Linked DNA regions of Homo sapiens: all the other regions are linked to region 1. Evidence: read pairs that join two places in POLR2A ChIA-PET (ENCODE). Cell type or tissue: OCI-LY7. All regions are shown on one strand. Each heading gives the region's core, and the rest is flanking DNA. Links, peaks and the distances in the headings are about the cores only. Region 1 overlaps PTPRD (protein tyrosine phosphatase receptor type D). Region 2 overlaps PTPRD (protein tyrosine phosphatase receptor type D). Region 3 overlaps PTPRD (protein tyrosine phosphatase receptor type D).

What was found. Peaks named below come from ENCODE experiments on the same cell type or tissue, not always from the same donor. Only the 100,000 strongest peaks of a DNase experiment are listed, where the experiment ranks them.
Region 2: POLR2A ChIA-PET joins it to region 1 with 10 read pairs; 2 of 35 experiments call an interaction of 5 or more read pairs at or near these places.
Region 3: POLR2A ChIA-PET joins it to region 1 with 25 read pairs; 2 of 35 experiments call an interaction of 5 or more read pairs at or near these places.

What each region holds. Positions count from the first base shown.
Region 1 is chr9:9,900,731-9,906,557 of GRCh38, reverse strand. The region is part of intron 5 of PTPRD (protein tyrosine phosphatase receptor type D); the gene reads left to right. Among named protein-coding and RNA genes, the nearest start is that of PTPRD, 710 kb to the left of the region's middle. In OCI-LY7, for the core only: no CTCF peak of the experiment used is centred there; DNase peaks (open chromatin) are centred at 2,487 and 4,727; H3K4me3 peaks cover 2,269 bases; H3K27ac peaks cover 2,927 bases.
Region 2 is chr9:9,845,838-9,851,664 of GRCh38, reverse strand. All of the region lies in intron 5 of PTPRD (protein tyrosine phosphatase receptor type D), which reads left to right. Among named protein-coding and RNA genes, the nearest start is that of PTPRD, 760 kb to the left of the region's middle. In OCI-LY7, for the core only: no CTCF peak of the experiment used is centred there; no DNase peak of the experiment used is centred there.
Region 3 is chr9:9,603,348-9,609,174 of GRCh38, reverse strand. All of the region lies in intron 7 of PTPRD (protein tyrosine phosphatase receptor type D), which reads left to right. Among named protein-coding and RNA genes, the nearest start is that of PTPRD-AS1, 750 kb to the right of the region's middle. In OCI-LY7, for the core only: CTCF peaks have their summits at 2,269 and 2,478 (motif pointing left); a DNase peak (open chromatin) is centred at 2,444.

The DNA of each region.
Region 1 (5,827 bases), core at 343-5,342:
ACTAACTTCTTTATTAAGCATTTATTTTGGATGACCAATGTAACTATCATCATGTAACAGAAAATAAACGAAAAGCTTCAACCAGTTGCCTACTGATTACGTAGGCACCAATACAGGTTAACCAGTAAAAGATAAGATAAAAGCAATGATTATCTGTATAGTGTAGTCTATATAAAATAAAGACAACGATAACAATTGAGTATAGAGTGAAGTTGGAATTACTGGAGGGACCTAGAGCTGTATCACATACGTACAAAAAAGCACACTTCTCACATCCAAGATGAAAAATTTTGAATTAACTCTTTTTTTCTTTCCTTAATATTTTATAACAAATATGTCATGAAACTGGTTGTACTTTAAAAGATTCTCCTCTTTTCTTTTCCTTACTAGAGCCTGACACTCTCTTCTTCCCCCATGACTAGATTACTTGAATAACTTGTATGCCTGCACAAAACTCCAGGAGTTTGCCTCGCAGGCATCCTGTATTTTTTCTATTCTGTGTCCTCCTAAAGCTTTACAACATGCTTCTCAGCTGTACTTCAAGTTACAAAGACTTCTATTGCCTAGAGCATCTGGCTTAAAATTTTATCTCTGACAACTAAAACCACCGTATTCTGGTCCCACCTTATCTTAATAGTCTGTTAATTCTCCACACACATGCTTCTCCAGTCAAGGCAGGTTCCTCATGAGTTTGCACTTATACCTTAGGCCCCTATGTTCTGTTTAGTTCTCTCTTTTGTCCTTGTTTGTATACTTTTTCCTGACTATAGTAATGTCTATATTCTTTGTCTGTTTATCTACTCGTCCAGTTTTGGTTTAATTTTCCTCTTAGTGTCTTGAATTCTTCTGTATTAGTAGTGCAAATATAGTTACGCAGTAGGAAATTTAATTACATGATATCTTGGGTTTTGTGCTGAGTTTTATAGCATGTCATTTGTAAAAATTTCTGAGAATAGGGACCAGTATATTATTTTTATGAACACATGTGTATAGTTATTTTATAAAATTTCCTTTATTGAACAACTTTTTAAGATAAGTATCTGACTGGCTTGATAACTAGTATATAGGTATGTAGAGCCAAGTTTTTGTATGTAGCCATAAACCTTGTTGTCGTATATGAGGATGACATATGTGACAATATAGTTGTTTGCAGACTTAGATTTAGAATGTATTTTATATGCTCTTTAGTGTTCATTTACTAGTCAATAACAACAATTGAGCTAATTATTTAAAACTCTACCTGAAATATAATTCTGATTAAAAAAAGAACCCTGACTTTCAATAATCAAACTGAATTTAGGGTGACTATATGTTTGCAAAGTAAATGAGGAGCTACAGAAGATATGTAGATACAAACATACATACGTATGTGTAATGGTCTAGAAAGAACTTTGAAAAAAAATGTCGTGTTCAAGTACGAACTAAATTGGCTAAGTTCAGGCATGGGAAGGTGAGTTACTTAGATGGTATGCTCTCATTAGAAAGGAAAACTACTGAGTAGATCACAATGAATATTAAACAGAACACTGATAATATATGCCTCACTGATTTGCATATTTAGGAAGATGATTTAAGCACACAAAAAAATCCATGTTTATGCATGTTGTTCTTTAATGAACTGAATAACAATATGGGACAGATTAAAGGCACTTTCAGTATGAGAAATTAAATCCCCACTTCGTTATTTCACCAAGGCATATCATTGCCCACCTACGATTTCTCTGAGTTTGATCTTGGTTGAACAAAACTTCGGTGAATGTCTTTTATGTCATCTATTTTCCAAATAAATTTGCATGTGTCATTACATTTTCTCAAATTAAAAAGATGTTTAAGCTTTATTCTCTGTCTTTTTAACCTTATATTTTGCCTTATGTTTATCTAATGGTTCACCTTTTTTGGAGCATTTTTTTAAATGCATTATTGCATTTAATCCTTTTGAGACAGGATATTTTTCTGCTTATTTTGTAGGTGTGGAAGGAAGCTAAGGCTAAAAAAATTACTGTGGCCATTTTTAGTGATACAGTTGAGAGCATAACCTTTGGTTTGTGATCTTACCCTTTGAGATAATTACAGTCTAATTGAGGATTCAGAATAACAAAAAGTGAATACACTTTAAAATATTAAAATAACAGTACAAAGATTTCAATTTGAAAACAACTGTAGAAGAGGTAGTCCTTTTCCCCAATCTTCTAATCACAAGCGTTTTTTTGTTCCCTTTCCTGAAATAATTGTCATATTTTGGTAGTCAGTGTAAGATAATTTTACAGAAGTGACCTATCTTAGCGAACATCTGACTTCCTGATTCTCATTTCTTGTAGTTCATCAAACGTTTGGCTGAAAACATATTTGAGATTTAGAAAAGAAAAACATTTCCAGCTTTAGACCCAGACACACTGTACCACCCATCTTTGTCTGACACAGAGAGATTCTTTGTGAGAAGAGAGAGAAGTGAGATGATGAAAAGGAACAAGCTGTGCTTTGGGAAACTGTCTTTTCACTATCATCAGTGCACCTGGAGGACTGAACTTTGCCAGGGGTAACTGGTTTGCTGATGATCCCAAAAGTGAAGCAGGGGCTTTGACCCAAGATAGAGGTTAATGTTACTATTACTGTCTGTAGGTTGTGAGTCAATGACCCTATTAGTTGATTGACACATTTTGAAAACCGAGTTTATTGTTATGGTCAAATGTAACTTAGAAGACAGTTGTTCTGAAACACATTGAATAAGATGCATAGTCATGATGGTGCTTCATGTTAATTAGATAAAGCTAGAGAGTTAAGATGATCCAGTGAAAAACTTCAAGTACTTTAGAATTTCCTGGCATCCCTGATCCTAGGGTAAGACAGAAAGAAGAAAGAGGGAATGGTTTTAAACTGTGGACGTCCACAGAGATCAATCATATTGATTTGTTTAATTATATCTTATTTTTCTTGTATTATTTAATGCTATTCTTTCAGTAAATATTAACAGAGCTGCTTCTCAGTCTCAGGCACTGTGTACTATGCTGGAAATGTAAAGTAAGTGATACAGAACTAATCTGTTTCATGAGAAATACCCATTATTTATTGGGTACCTGATCTGTGTGTAATGGAATTCTAAGTGCTTTATCAATATTTTCTCACCAACTTGTGAAACTGTTTCTATGATTATCTCAGTTTTACTAATGTGGCAACAGGCACAGAGATCTTTATAAAGACAATGACAATTTTTGTTAGAGTGCTAATGGTCTTTAAGCATCTAAAGTAATAGCTTAAAATACTACTCGAGTTCTTCATCACATACAATATTAGAAAATAAAAAATTAAAACTATTAGGGAAGAAAATATAAAGTGAAGCAAATGCATTCATTCATATGCATGCAATCTTTCTGCTATGCAAGATATATAATCATTGGAAGAAAATTATTTGATTCAACAAATTAGCTGTTTCTTTCACATTTGATTACTTATTTCATGCTACAGGTGGTTAAGAATATATGTCTTTAGCTCAAATACACATATACATATGTAAAATCCTTGATTTTTACTGGAATTTTCGATGTTTTTCACTCAGGTAAAACTCCCTTAATTAAAATATAGGATATTTTGGCAGAATTAGAGTGAGCTACAGTTTTATTTTCACTGTTAGCCAACGTCACACTTTTGATATTACACAAACAAAAAAATGTAGAAAATGTTGCTGTGTGTTGAAAATTTGCTATCACCTAAATGTCCAAACGCAATTCATACTACAGTGTGCTTGGAAAAAGTTTGTGAATGAAAGATGAGCTCTAGCTCACCTTTACATCTCCAAGTTCACCTGAGTTTTATCTATGTATCTAAGGTATCTATCATCCTACCTACTGATCTGTATCTGAACTCATCATCACCCCATGATTTTGAATGTGTTATCAATAATACCTTCACAAGCCAGCAACTAAATAAACAGATACATGGTGCTAGTCAGGTGAGCAAAGTTGAAGTGTGCATTTCTAAATGTGCTAGTTTCTTTTTTATTTAAATATAAAATTGAGGTTTTAAATACTGTGGTTATCTTGAGACCAAATTTCTACACTGTTATGTAATCAACATACATGACTTCAGATGTATGACTCTTGCATTTTAGTGATTGGTATATGATTATTTATTCAAAAGTAGAGCACCGGCAGAAAAAGAAACTAAAGAATCATACTCAGGAAATGAAAACAATACATTAATGGTATGGGAAACTAAAATTCTTCATTTCTTTGGTTTACACGATGTTGCAAAAATTATTTAAGTATTCACAAAGATACATAAATTAGAACACAGTGAGATAACTGTAAATTAAAAATAGATAAGAAAGAAATAGAGAGCACAGACATTCATGCATGGGCGCTGATGCACGTACACACAAGCTTAGAATTATAAAATAGAATCAACAATAAGGCTGATGGAAAACACATATCAATTATATGAAAACAGTAAACCTTTGGAGAAGGGAAAAAGTTGGTAAGAGTAGAAGCAGCCAATAGGTATTTACCAGACCTATTAGCTAAATTTTAGGAAGTCTGATTTCAAAGAGTTCATATGATACTAACTGTGAAATAGAAGATGTAATATGAAAATTACAGATCATACAATCCTAACGACTATCTAAATAAAAATATTTGCTGTTTTCATGATGGTGAGCGAGTTCTCGCAAGATCTAGTCTTTTGAGAGTGTGTAGCACTTCCCCCTGCTCTTGCTCTCTGGCTCTGACATGTAAAGATGTGCTTGCTTGCCATTTGCCTTCTGCCATGATTGTAAGTTTCCTGGGGCCTCCCCAGCCATGCCTCCCATACAGCCTCCAGAACTGTGAGTCAGTTAAACCTCTTTTCTTTGTAAACTACCCAATCTCAAGTAGTTATTTATAGTAATATGAGAACTAACTAATATAATCAACTCACCACTAGCTTCGGAGAAAGAAAGAAGTCAGATTTCTCTGGTCTTTTTTATTAAGAATTTATTTATTTTAATAATTTATTAAAATATTCTGACATATTTTAAACTTTGGTTATATATTTCCCCAGCAACTGTTAATTCTTAGATATTTAATATATTTTATTTATCAGAAATTACTGTGTTAATGTAGCATCATCCTTTTGTAAAAGCATAATGAAAGAGGATTATCTTTGCAATGCATTTTTTAAGATTTGATCTCATCCATAGTTATGACAACTTATCCCACATGTTGCCTCTAGGTTTTAAGCACTATTTCAGGAGGTTGAACATCGAAGGTCTAATAGTTTTAAAGAAAACATTAATGAACTCTGAAAATTGTTTTATAATTATAATGACATATTAGAACTTTAAAAATATTGTATGCTAAGCTTCTCTAAAACAGTGGCTGCTAAAGGCTAGTCCGAGACATATAATTGGGATGGTTATATCAGAAAATCCACTCTTGCTTCCAGTCTCGCCGTGTTATACACAGGCACCTGCTTTGCTCTCCACTATGACTGTAAGCTTTCTGAAGACTTTCCAGAAGCTAGGTGGATGCTGGTGCCATTGTTGTACAGCCTGCAGAACTGTCAGACAAATAAACCTCTTTTCTTTATAAAGTAACTCAGCCTCAGATATTTCCTTGTAACAATGCAAAATGGACTAATACATAAAATTGGCACCAAGGAGTGGGGCATTGCTATAAAGATACCTGAAAATTGGGAGGTCAATGTGGGCGGATCATGAGGTCAAGAGATAGAGACCATCCTAGCCAACATGGTGAAACCTCATCTTTACTAAAAATACCAAAGTTAGCTGGGTGTGGTGGCACGTGCCTGTAGTTCCAGCTACTCGGGAGGCTGAGGCAGGAGAATCACTTGAAGC
Region 2 (5,827 bases), core at 298-5,297, 55 kb after region 1:
GGGACTATAGGTGTGCACCACAACGCCCAGCTAACCCAGTGAAATTATAAATGAATACATATTATAGATACATCCTACAAAAGTACCTGCACTAACTTTATATTTACACCTTTTGTAAATAATGTAATTCAATATTATCATGCAGATAGTTGCTTGAAGAATGTGAATCTTTAGGCCCTGCAGTACTTGTTGTAACTTCACTTGAACCAAAACAAAAAGAGGCAATATTTAAATCTTTATAATGTACATTCTAGAAGATATAATTGATCCTCCATTGACTCAATGGAACAGATATAACAGTTATTTCTGTGTAGAAGCTGCCATGCCAAGGCTGGCCTGACGAGAGCAGTTCACCTTAAACTTTGAATCTCGCAGTCAGCAATACGATACTGCATTAACCCTCAGGAGACAAGTTTCACTCAGAGACACTTTTGATAATGCCTGTAATACTAATTCTACTTTTGCTTATATTATTTCTATTAAAATAGTAGAGAAGAATATAGAACAACATAGAAAGTTTATTGTATGCTAAGCACTGTACTTTAACTTCACAATTTCATTTCATCCTTAAATAAGCTTATAACTTTTAGGTATTGTGATCCCCAATTTGCAGATAAAGAATCTGAAGTTAGGTTAAATAATTTTGTCTAAAATCACATAGCTAGCAGGTGGCAACTAAGGTCTTTCTGGTTCCAAAGATAATCATTGTAGCTTTGTTTAACATTTTCCAAAGCCTTTTGCTTAAGATTAAATCTCTCCTTAGTCAAGAAAAGGTCAAATTCATAGAAGCAGAGAGTAAAATGGTGATTATCAGTGGAGAGTGGTGGTGGTAGGTGGAGGAGGTTAGCAGAGTTGGTCAAAGGATATAATATTTTGGTTAGAAGGTATAAATTCAAAAATATGTAGGACAACATAGTGACTACAGTTAATAACAATGTGTTTTATACTTGAAAATTGCTTAGAGAGTAGATTTTAAGTGTTCTCACAATAAAAAACAAATATGTGATACAATACATAATTTACTTAGCTTGATTTCATCATTCCATAGTATTCTATATATTTTACATCATCATTTACACTATATATACAATTTTAATTTGTCTATTTAAAAATATAAAAATGAAATATTAAATATTCTCTTCCCCTTCCATTTAATTTTTGTTTTAGTTATGAATTATCTGAAATTCATCACATGACTCCAGAAAATGTTGCTTAAGCTCATGTATATGTGGTGTTTCAGTCATCTATCCAATCAGTTAACTAAGTAGAAAACCAGGACAATAGCAATACTACTAATAATAACAAGAACAAACATTTACATGTTAACTCCACTTCTTTACTATATGATGAGCCAGAATTCTTTCCTGTCTCCAGCATGACTTCTGATCTCCCAAGCCTCAAGTTTAGAATGCGTCTGAAACCCACAAAGCATCACAGGAAAGATTAGCGTTTCAGTATTCAAAAAGAAAGGCTAAAATTCAGCTTTTTACATCCTTGAAGAAATAAATACCTTTCAGTGGTAACTTTTTGGTCTAAAGTTAAATCTAAGTGATTTGGGTGGTGGATCTGGGGTGTGACGGGCTGGTGTTTGTTGATTTGGAATATCTGGGTAACTACTCTGTTCGTGAGTTCACTACGCAAGCATGATCCGGCTCTGGTGTTTATCAATGCCATCTCTCTATGCATTTATTTTCACATTATCTTGATGACTGCTCTGAACTAGGAGCTGAGTTAACAGATCTTATTCCGCTGTAGGACCATGCTCTTCCTTGACTTTTACTATGTTAATCCCTAAAGTGTACCTAACTACTACAGTTTCAATGTTTTCCTGTGTTCAGGAAAAGCATTTGAAGATTTTGATTTGATTCTTAGAGGCTTTCTGGTTTGGAGTGGGGCATCAGCTGGATGCAAAAGTCCACTCAAATTAGCACACAGCTAGTATTTCCTTAGCACTGATTCAGTGGGGACTGACATCTGAAGATCATGAACTAAGATATTAAAATGCCAGTCAAGAGCTTAGCAATCACACCTTACATAAATGTGCTTCTACTTGAAATCTAGAATGATTCACAACAGTTCATTATGTTAATCCTGGAAATTCTTTCCTTTTCCTGGCTCATCATCATTCTTTTCAAAACTTGGAATGGACAATAGCATCACCATCAGACTTCTATATATAAATTTAAGAATATAGTAATATCTTGACTTTCTGTTCTCATTTAGCCAAACTAGCACAGGTAAAGTTAATCAGTAGCTTTTGTGTAAAAACTGAAAGAGAGCATTGATAATCAGAATCTTCTCAATTTTTTTTTATTTGATGCCTGGGTTAATTGCTTTATTTTTCTTTTACTACCTGTCTTCTAGAATAAATTCAGACATGTGTTTCCTTCCTAAAGCTCTCCTTATACAGCTTGTACATTCTCTCTCTACAGCGTGATCCTTTGGGATCTGCTGGAATTCATTGTGAGTAGCCCAGGGAACCAATTTCCCCAATAACTGTTTCCTTTACTGCAACTTTGAACGGAAAGTAAATCAACAACTTTATTTTTTAAGTGACCACCCTGTGTCTATGTATTTAAAAACATAGGGTAAAACAGGGTGTGTCTATGTATTTAAGTGACCATCCAAATACATAGACACACCCTGTTTTTCGGGTAACTGGACGTGCTCAGACATTTCTCTGTGTCTGTTTAGGAAGTATGTTGGATTATTCAATAAATATGTTATTAATTAGAAATTACCAAAGTGCTCATTTTTTATTAATTGATTTTTAAAGAAATTTAAAGTATGTTATTGAGGCAATTGATTTACATTTAATACTTAGGCATCTTGAAGATCAAATAGCTATTAGTTTTTTTCTTACAAGAAAGGGAAATGAGGCTGTAATGGGTTCTGTCTACATGAGCACACTTTTGAAAATTGTTTTTGTATTAAAATGATGAAGATGTAAGGATATATTTGATATTTATCTATTTTGTGTGATATATTTTCTTCTAAATCTCTTTAACATGTGTTACTGAATACATAGAAAATATAGATTGAAGGCACAGCTTTCTGGGGTAGAAAGCTTGAGTTTCAAGCTTGGATCTACCACTTAAAGGCTGTCATATTGGACAAGGTCTTCAATTCTTAAAGTCTCAGTCTTCTCATCACTTTCCTTTTGAGTTATGAGAATTAAACGAAATAAGCCATGTAAATGCTTATTAATGGATAAATGTCATTATCCCTATTTGTTCTTTTCTATACACATCTAAGCATTTACCATCATTTTACGTGATTTTGATTCTACTTTTGAAATGCATTTCTGGCCCTCAGGAAGCATATGGTCTAGTGGCCATGTTTCTTTATTTACAACCCCCAAGCTAAGATATAGCATTAAGGGGACATGTGTTGATATAAATGAACATAACAGAAGCAGTACTGGGGAATCTGTGGCTTTACAGCTAGTGCCTCTGAAAATTACAATGTAAAATCTATGGGTTAATTCATGAGGTCAGTATAAAGATCAGACAGAAAATAGAAAACTCTGAAGCGTGTTACAGCTGTTTAGAGGCCCTTTTAAAGATTTCCCCCTTTCCAGTGCTCTCAATTTGGCATCTCAGCTCATCTGACTTATTCACAAGTCTTTTCTTATGAGAAAAGTCTTCAATGCTGCTTGTGAATCACATGGACTGCCACTGCCTTTGTGTGATTTTCGTTTTCTGGCACTTCTTGCTGGGGGCTGTTCTAGCAGGATGTAGCTTCATCACGTGGATCTGCCTTTTTTAAAAAGTGTGATGTACATCACCTACAGGCAGGTATCTCAGCTGGATCAGTGGAAAGGCAAAGCACTTTCATTTCCCAGCCTGAGGGCTCAGCTCCACCGACAGCCCTACCAGCTCCTCTTTTAATGCTCCGAAATAACTTCACAGGCACCAGATAGTTCTGGTAAGTCTGGGATAATTAGGTTTCCTGGTCAAGAGCAACAGCATGACAAGAAGACTTGGCCCTGCCTGGAAAGCTACCACAGAAACAGAAGGAATGGAATAATGGGTTGAGAGTACTTAGCTAACTAGTAAGGTTTGTTTTGTTTTCCTGTAAAGTGGCAAGAATATGACAAACCTAGGGGGCATTGGTGAAAAAGTGGGGTGACTGTGCATATTAGGTCCAGAGAACAGGGACGTTATTTTCAAAAGTTAGTGCAAATTAAACTGGGTAGATATTTCATAATCAGTCATTTAAGTCATTTCTCGGAAAAATATAGCATCAATTGTATAAAATTTCCTGAAGTATCAAAATATTTGACATGCTTGAAATCCTGCAGATGGTACTCATGAGTAAAAATACATTGTATTTATTTTCAAAATACCATAGAACACATCAGTAATTTCTTATGGATGATAGTATGTGTCCCATTGAAGTGAAAATAACAAAGTAATCACTTTTGGGGTATAGAGCCAAATGTGATTTGGTTGTTTATTTTTAATCATGTACAGGGACAAAGAAAAACAGGGCTTAATTTTAACCACTCTGAAAGGACATTTAGAACTACATTTAGTTATTCGTTCTACTTAAGAGTATTTAAGTTAAAGAAAAATTTTACTTGGCAATTTAATATTTTAAAACTAAAACTATTCAGAAGAAAAACCTAATTACTTGAATGTCTGGATGCTTTATTTTTTTCTGGCATACTCAAAAAAATATATATTTTATGGCATGATATTCTCCCTGCTAGTTTTACACATCACAGTACAGTCACTCCAGTTCTGTTCAAGATAAAACCTTTATCATAATCCCCTACTCTCTTTAATTCTCCTGTGGGCTTAAACATAACTTCCTTCAAAGTTGATTTTGGCAGTTTTTAGTCAATCAAAAGGAAATCCTCCTTCCTCCAGCTCTCAATGTTTCATTTATGCTGTCCAAGCAGTGTCAGCACTAATACCTTTCAGTTTCATTTTTCTTTCATTTGGTTTAGTTGGTGTTTGGCAGAATAACAAGCTGGGTAGCTTTCTTAAAAATAAGTTTCCATGCTCTGTCTTCACAATACAAAACCAGAACTCCTTGACATAGTCCACCTAGCTGCAAACTCGTCTGGTAACTCTTTATGTACACCATGTTTTGATACCCATGATTGCTATATGTTGAAAGAATTTCACTCTCATGAGCTAAGTTACCTGAAAAGAATTTATTTTATAATAACTTGATTTACATATTTAGAAACAATTATTTATAGTAGTTTTAAGGGCTTAATTTCTCTAAAGATAAAGTCTCGAGAGTGTAGCTATGTATCTTCATATGAAAGTTGCTTACTTGTCACAAGTCTGATTTCTTACCTAGACTTTGGATAAATTTTGTGAAAACTGAGCATAGCATTGGAGATGACAAGTAATTTTGATTGGGAATGCTGTAGGGTACTGAGTTTGTGAAATATCCCTTGCTGCAGTGCTTTATGCACAGGTGTAAAGATCTACAATCTAGGGGTGATTTGGGTAAGAACAATACAATGTTAAATGGAGAAATAAAATATCTTGCTTGGGGAGGGAGGAAGCATATTACCTATTTAACGTTTAGATAACTGATAAATAGCTAATATTAAAAATAGAAAGTTACTTTCCATGCCTAGCTACATAATTTGTATAACACTAGGAATTACTCTTTCTCAAGACAAAAGTAGATTAATATCCTGCCCGCCTTAGTTCCTCCCAGTTGTTGGTAATGAAGAGCATCAAACTGTTGCTTTTTCTTTGAGTTACTCTGCTCCTTCTCTGCTCCAGGTGTATGTCATTAACTTCCTCTGGACATGGAGCTGGGAATAGCTCCATAACTGACAACCAGTTAGCTATTTAAT
Region 3 (5,827 bases), core at 252-5,251, 300 kb after region 1:
AGATTCATAAATGTCAGGGATAATCACTACGAGAATATAGAAAAATTAAGTATATGTGCACAAATTGTAAGTCCAATTTCTTCACTTCTTAAGCAATATAGACTCACAGATCTATATTTCATTTTTTAAAGAAAATTCAATACATAATACATTTTGAATTTGAGAAATTGGGTATAATCACAATACTCTAGCAGTTTGCAAGTAGACAGGAAAAATAAAGAATCAGAACAAAGGGAAGTAGTATTTTTCCCTCCGAATAAAGAATAAACAATAAATGAAGTGTTGGAGACTGCATATGAAAGGCAATGAGTCAGGAAAGAAGGTAATTCTTAGAAGTAATGTACAGAATAATCGACCAAGGAATCAAGCAAACCCTGCTAAATCTAACTCTTAATAAAGAGCTGGTCAAGAAATCATGAAGCAAGTTAAGTGCCTTTAGCTTGTGTGCCACAGCTGTCACTTGAGGACTGGGTAGAAATTCTGAGTAGGTGCAGAGACAAAAAACATAAATTGTAAGGATTCTATGCCAGAATGAAGCAGTGTTTGATCATCTCCACAACCTCAAGGATGACATTTTGTTCTTCTACATGTCTACCTTCTATTCACTAAATAGTTGGTTAGAGGTGGGGCCAATTAGTCTTCTGGAAAATATGCCCCTGGCATAAAGGACCATTGGTTACTTTATGCGGGAGAAAAGTATTTAGAGAAATAATGTTTTACCTGAGGAGTCACTCAGCTTTTTAAGAATAGAAATTTTCCCTTACTGGACAGCCTAGATTTAAAAACTTTTAGTACAGTATTAAAAGGTTTAACAAAGACGATGTATCAATAAGGTTAAATAACCATGCACCAGAGGCTTTAAAATTGTATATATTACTTTAGTACATCAAAAATGATACTAATGTAATGCAATTATAATAATAACAGCAATAACAGTAGTAGTAACTGACTCTTGAAAGCACCATGTCAGGAATTATATTGTGTACCTCATATGAGGTGATTCACTTAATTCTTATGTCAATCAATGAGGTAGCTACTACTATTACCTCTATTTTTCAAATATAGAAAACAAAGCAGCTGAACTGATTTTGGAGCCAGTGATCTTAACCTCTTTGAGTTTCATGATTAGATGTTTTGCCTAGTAAGCAGTGGAGTCTGATTCTAATCAGAATTTAACCCATCGATTGCTCTCCCAAATCCAGACTGTTTCCTCACTGCCAAGCTGCCCTTTATCCGAATGCAGGATCTGCTGGGTGTATTTGACTGAGGACAGCTCAAGTGCGTTTTCTAAATTTTTTTTTTGTCAGTCACTACCCACCTGACAGCTTTTTCTTGGTTACCCTTGAAGCTCTTTTGGGGCAAGCCTTCGGAATCTATCAGGAGATACATCCCTCAAAACGTCTGCCAATGAATTTTTTTTTTTTTTTTTACTAACAGTCTATTCTTTGTATTATAATAACATCAGCAATAACAATAGTGGTAACTGACTCTTGAAAGCACAATGTCAGGAATGATAAGGGTTTGCAGGATGCTCTGAGGTTAAACCTTCTCCTCTCAGGCGTTTCAAATTCACATTGTTCCTGATATTTCTGGATAGACTGAGGATGGATAAAGAAGACATATAAACTTTGCATCTTTTGGTTTCTTAAAGAAAGTGGTTAGACTCAAATAATCAAATCCCACCTCACCATAGCTATTTGGTTTTCAGCTAGTTTCCTTATTTGTAGAACACAGGTATTAATAATTTCTCTTTCTTCAGCTTGTTGTGAGAATTAATTTGTTAGATTCGTGGAGCATATAGTGTCCAGTGCATAGTATGAACTAAAACATTTAAACTGTTATGATTTTTCTCTAAAAAGCGTTTATTATTTGGATAAAAGACCCATTAGTAAAAACAGAAATGGCCAGTAATCCCCATAGACTCCAGTGTGATTGGGTTACTACTTGTGATTCTTTCAACTTATGCTCTAAGTCATCAAAATTATGTTGCTACTCTTCTAATCCTCACCCTCAGAGGGCTTTGATGTGCATAAATAAATAACTCATTGCATTCAGTCTGTGTAAACCTAAATATAAAGAGTGTTACAGGCCACGTGCTTTGTGTTGGGGAGTTTCCATTTAAGGGTGAATTCCTCTGAATTATGCTGGTCGGTGACATGGCAGAAACACTTTTTTTTTTTTTTTTTTTTTTTTTTTTTTTTTTTTTTTTAGCAGTGCTGAGTAATCAGATACTGCACCAAAATTAGCTTTCCAGATAGCCCTGTCTGCCTTAATTGTTAGGCGAACCTATTCTCGAAAGTATAGCTTGCAGGCTGTGCTTGGAGGATAGTCAGACACAATCTGTGTGTGCTTGATGATCATTTATTGTCTTAGGTGCTAAGAAATGTATTTGTCCACCTCTATCTACCCATTTAGTAAGAACTTCTGTTGTTTTCTTGAAGTTAGTCGACCTTGTTTTTAGAGTATTCTATTACCCCCTGGTGGTTGGTAGTATAAATACATAATAAAGGGTCTGTCCTTTCTACAGGCTAAAATTCAGGAATATTAAGGCTGCTTTTCCACAGAATTTATATGATTAAAGACTCCTTAATTTAACATATAGAGCACAGCTTTCTGCCAAGATTGCCAGATATTGTAATATAACTTCCCAAATATTGGGAGATCGCCATACAAGCCATGTGACACAATTTAATAATGGAAAGAGTATAGAGATGGACGGGGATAAAGAGAGTAAATACCTGAAAGCTAATTATAGTTAACAAAAAAACACCAGATTTTATTCTAACACACACTATGTTTTAAAGAAATTGCTGTTGTTTTAAGACCAAGCTAATTATAATGAGATAGAACCAGAAAATGATAATATGCTTTGATTTTAGAGTGAAATTCAGGAAATAGCTCCAGGGTCTGTTGTTAATGACATCTCCATCGATAAAGGATGTAAAATTGTCTAAGTCTATTAGGCATTTAATAGTAAGTTTGACCGAGTGTAATGACACCTACATTTTCTTATTAAAGTGCTTATGGTTATCTACAAGCAAATAGCAAATTGGAGATTTATATGCCATTTAAATTAGGTTACATCTAGGAAAATTCATTCTAGTCTTCAAGGCCACTCTTAAAAGAAACTGTGGAACAGTTTTGAAGCATTTTGTGTAGTATCAAGAGATGTTAATATAATAACAGATTCCTTTTTAGCATGAGTTATTTAAATGACAGCCGAACCATTGTAGTGCAAAATAGTCAAGCAGCAGCTTAGTTTTGCACTTTGGCCTTTACTTATAACATAAAAGAGCCTCATTATGACAAGTTCCGTTATCGTTGGAAATTCGTGTAATGCAAATCATTCTTACAACTAATCCAAGAAAGTTTAATTACCAGAAGCATTAATCTCAATAATAATAACAAGCATTTGTAACAACTGAAAATTTTAAAGGAGTTTCAAATCTAGTTGTTGCCCTTGTATTATTGGCCTCACTTCCTAATTGTTCTCCCTGACTCCAGTCTCAACTTCTAGTTCATCCTCTATATTGATGACCTAAAACACAAATTTTGTTATATAATTTGCATAATGATACATCTACAGTGGCTCCTCATTGCCTACAAGTTAAAGTCTAAATCATTAGCAAACCATATAGTCTAGAAAACTTTTGTTGTGGGGAACCATGTTTTTTATAACACATGCAAACATATAAAGAAACCAAAAATTTATTAAAGATATAGTGACAATATACGTAGAAGCAGGTGTTCCACTTCTTTGCATGACTTTTCCCTACTTATTTCTTCATTTAAGGAGTTCATAGCTTCCAATGACATAGACACTATAGGTCAGGGACTGCACATATCTGAGGAAATTTTAAAAGTGGACCACATATACTAAACATGTTTCAATCATAGCAGAGTGCTTTATACATATTAGGTACACTGAATCGTTTTCTAAATTTTACTTTATTTCACTGTGAAAAGTATTGTATTATTGAATATTGTCTAATGCAGAATTGCCATGTAGACCCAGGGAATAATGGTAATGTTCCAGTGTATACGTTATGTGAATCTACTGGGTAAATGGGAAGGGAAATGTTTTGCTAGATGAAAATAGATGCTTTGTAAGTTCCATTCAAATAGATTAAAAAGAAATAAAAAGGCAACAATCTGAGTTTATGAGCATATATTTCACAGTTGAGAATAAGCTCTGGCCCATTAGATTTTACACAAATAATATCAGGGACCACCTCCTGTTAAAATAATATTGTAAAGTTTTTAAGAAAGTGGTCATAATATACCTCTCTTTTTTTTTTGTTCTTTAATAATAGTTTTCTTTTTTTGATATTCTAGGCTATGTTCCTATGGTAGTACACTGAAGAATGGCAAAACATGTGATTTAAAAACAAAAATGTAAACTTTTAGCCATAGAAATGGATGATGTTTGACTTTGTCAAACAAATACCCTTTTAAATTTGCCACCCATACATATAGATATGGTTTAAAAATGTAATCATAACGAGCTATGTAAAACTCAATATTTTTGACAAAATAAAATGTAGTAGTAATGGTAGTTTTGGACTGGACCACAGCAAAATTTCAAGTTCAAAGAACACTTTGTAGAACAAAATGAATATTTAAAGTTTTCCAAAAAGAGTTTATATGATTTCTTACACTAAAAGTTAGAACACCTTTATTTAACAGAAAGCATACATTCTAAAACATACAAATAATTTGTTATAATCAGAACTAAAATTCCACTGATCTCTCTTATTTTATGTATAAATTATTTAGATTACAAAGGCCAAATATTTCCCTCACAAAATATGCTTATACCCTTGCTTAAGTTGAATATTAATTGACTTTGATAAATAAAATTTTATTTTCAAGGTTGTGCCTGTCATATTTTAATGAATTAAAAGAAATACATTTAAATGTGTGAACAGATTAATTCTGCATTTCTACAGGATGTGTTTTCAATGAAATAGTATTGAATTGCCCAGATGCATTTAGACAGTTTAATCAGTGGCTTATGTTCTAATATCTGAAAAACTAGGGATCAACTCTCCAAAACTTAGCTGTTATTTTTCCCAGAAAAAAAAGAAATTTTAGTAATAAAAGCAAAATTATATTAATCAAACTAATGCCACAAAATTTTTAGTTAAAAGTAGTATATTTCACAGCAAAAATAAAATTTAAAAAAAATTTTAATGAGTTGTATTTCTTGCTTTGTGTCAGTTGAAATTTATGTTAAAGAAATTATCTGTACACCAAAAGTGACACACAGTTGACCTCTGTAAAAAACCTGCACCTGTACCCCTGAAACTAAAATAAAAGTTAAAAAAAAAAATGTATTTCACAGATTTTTACTCTTACTAAAAGTTCTAGGATTTCTATATACTTTATAGCAGTGATCCCCAAACTTTTGGCCACCAGGGACTTGATTCATGGAAGGCAACTTTTCCACACATGGTGGGGATAGTTTCTGGATGAAACTATTCCACCTCAAATCATCAGGCATTAGATTCTCATAAGGAGCTCCAAACTCAGATCCCTCACACATGCACTGTTCACAATAGGGTTTGAGCTCCTATACAGACTTTAATGTCACTGCTGATGGCACAGGAGGTGGAGCTCAGGTGGTAATGCTTGCTTGCCTGCTGCTCACTTCCGGGTATGCCGCCTGGTTCCTGACAGGCCAAGGACTGGTTCAAGTCTGTGTCCTTAGGGTTGGGGACCTCTGGTTTATAGCCTAATATGGCTTATATAACCTTTATTTGCTATTTCTAATTACATTGAAATTAGGGTACCATAGCTGATTCTCAAAGCTGGTACTTAAACATCT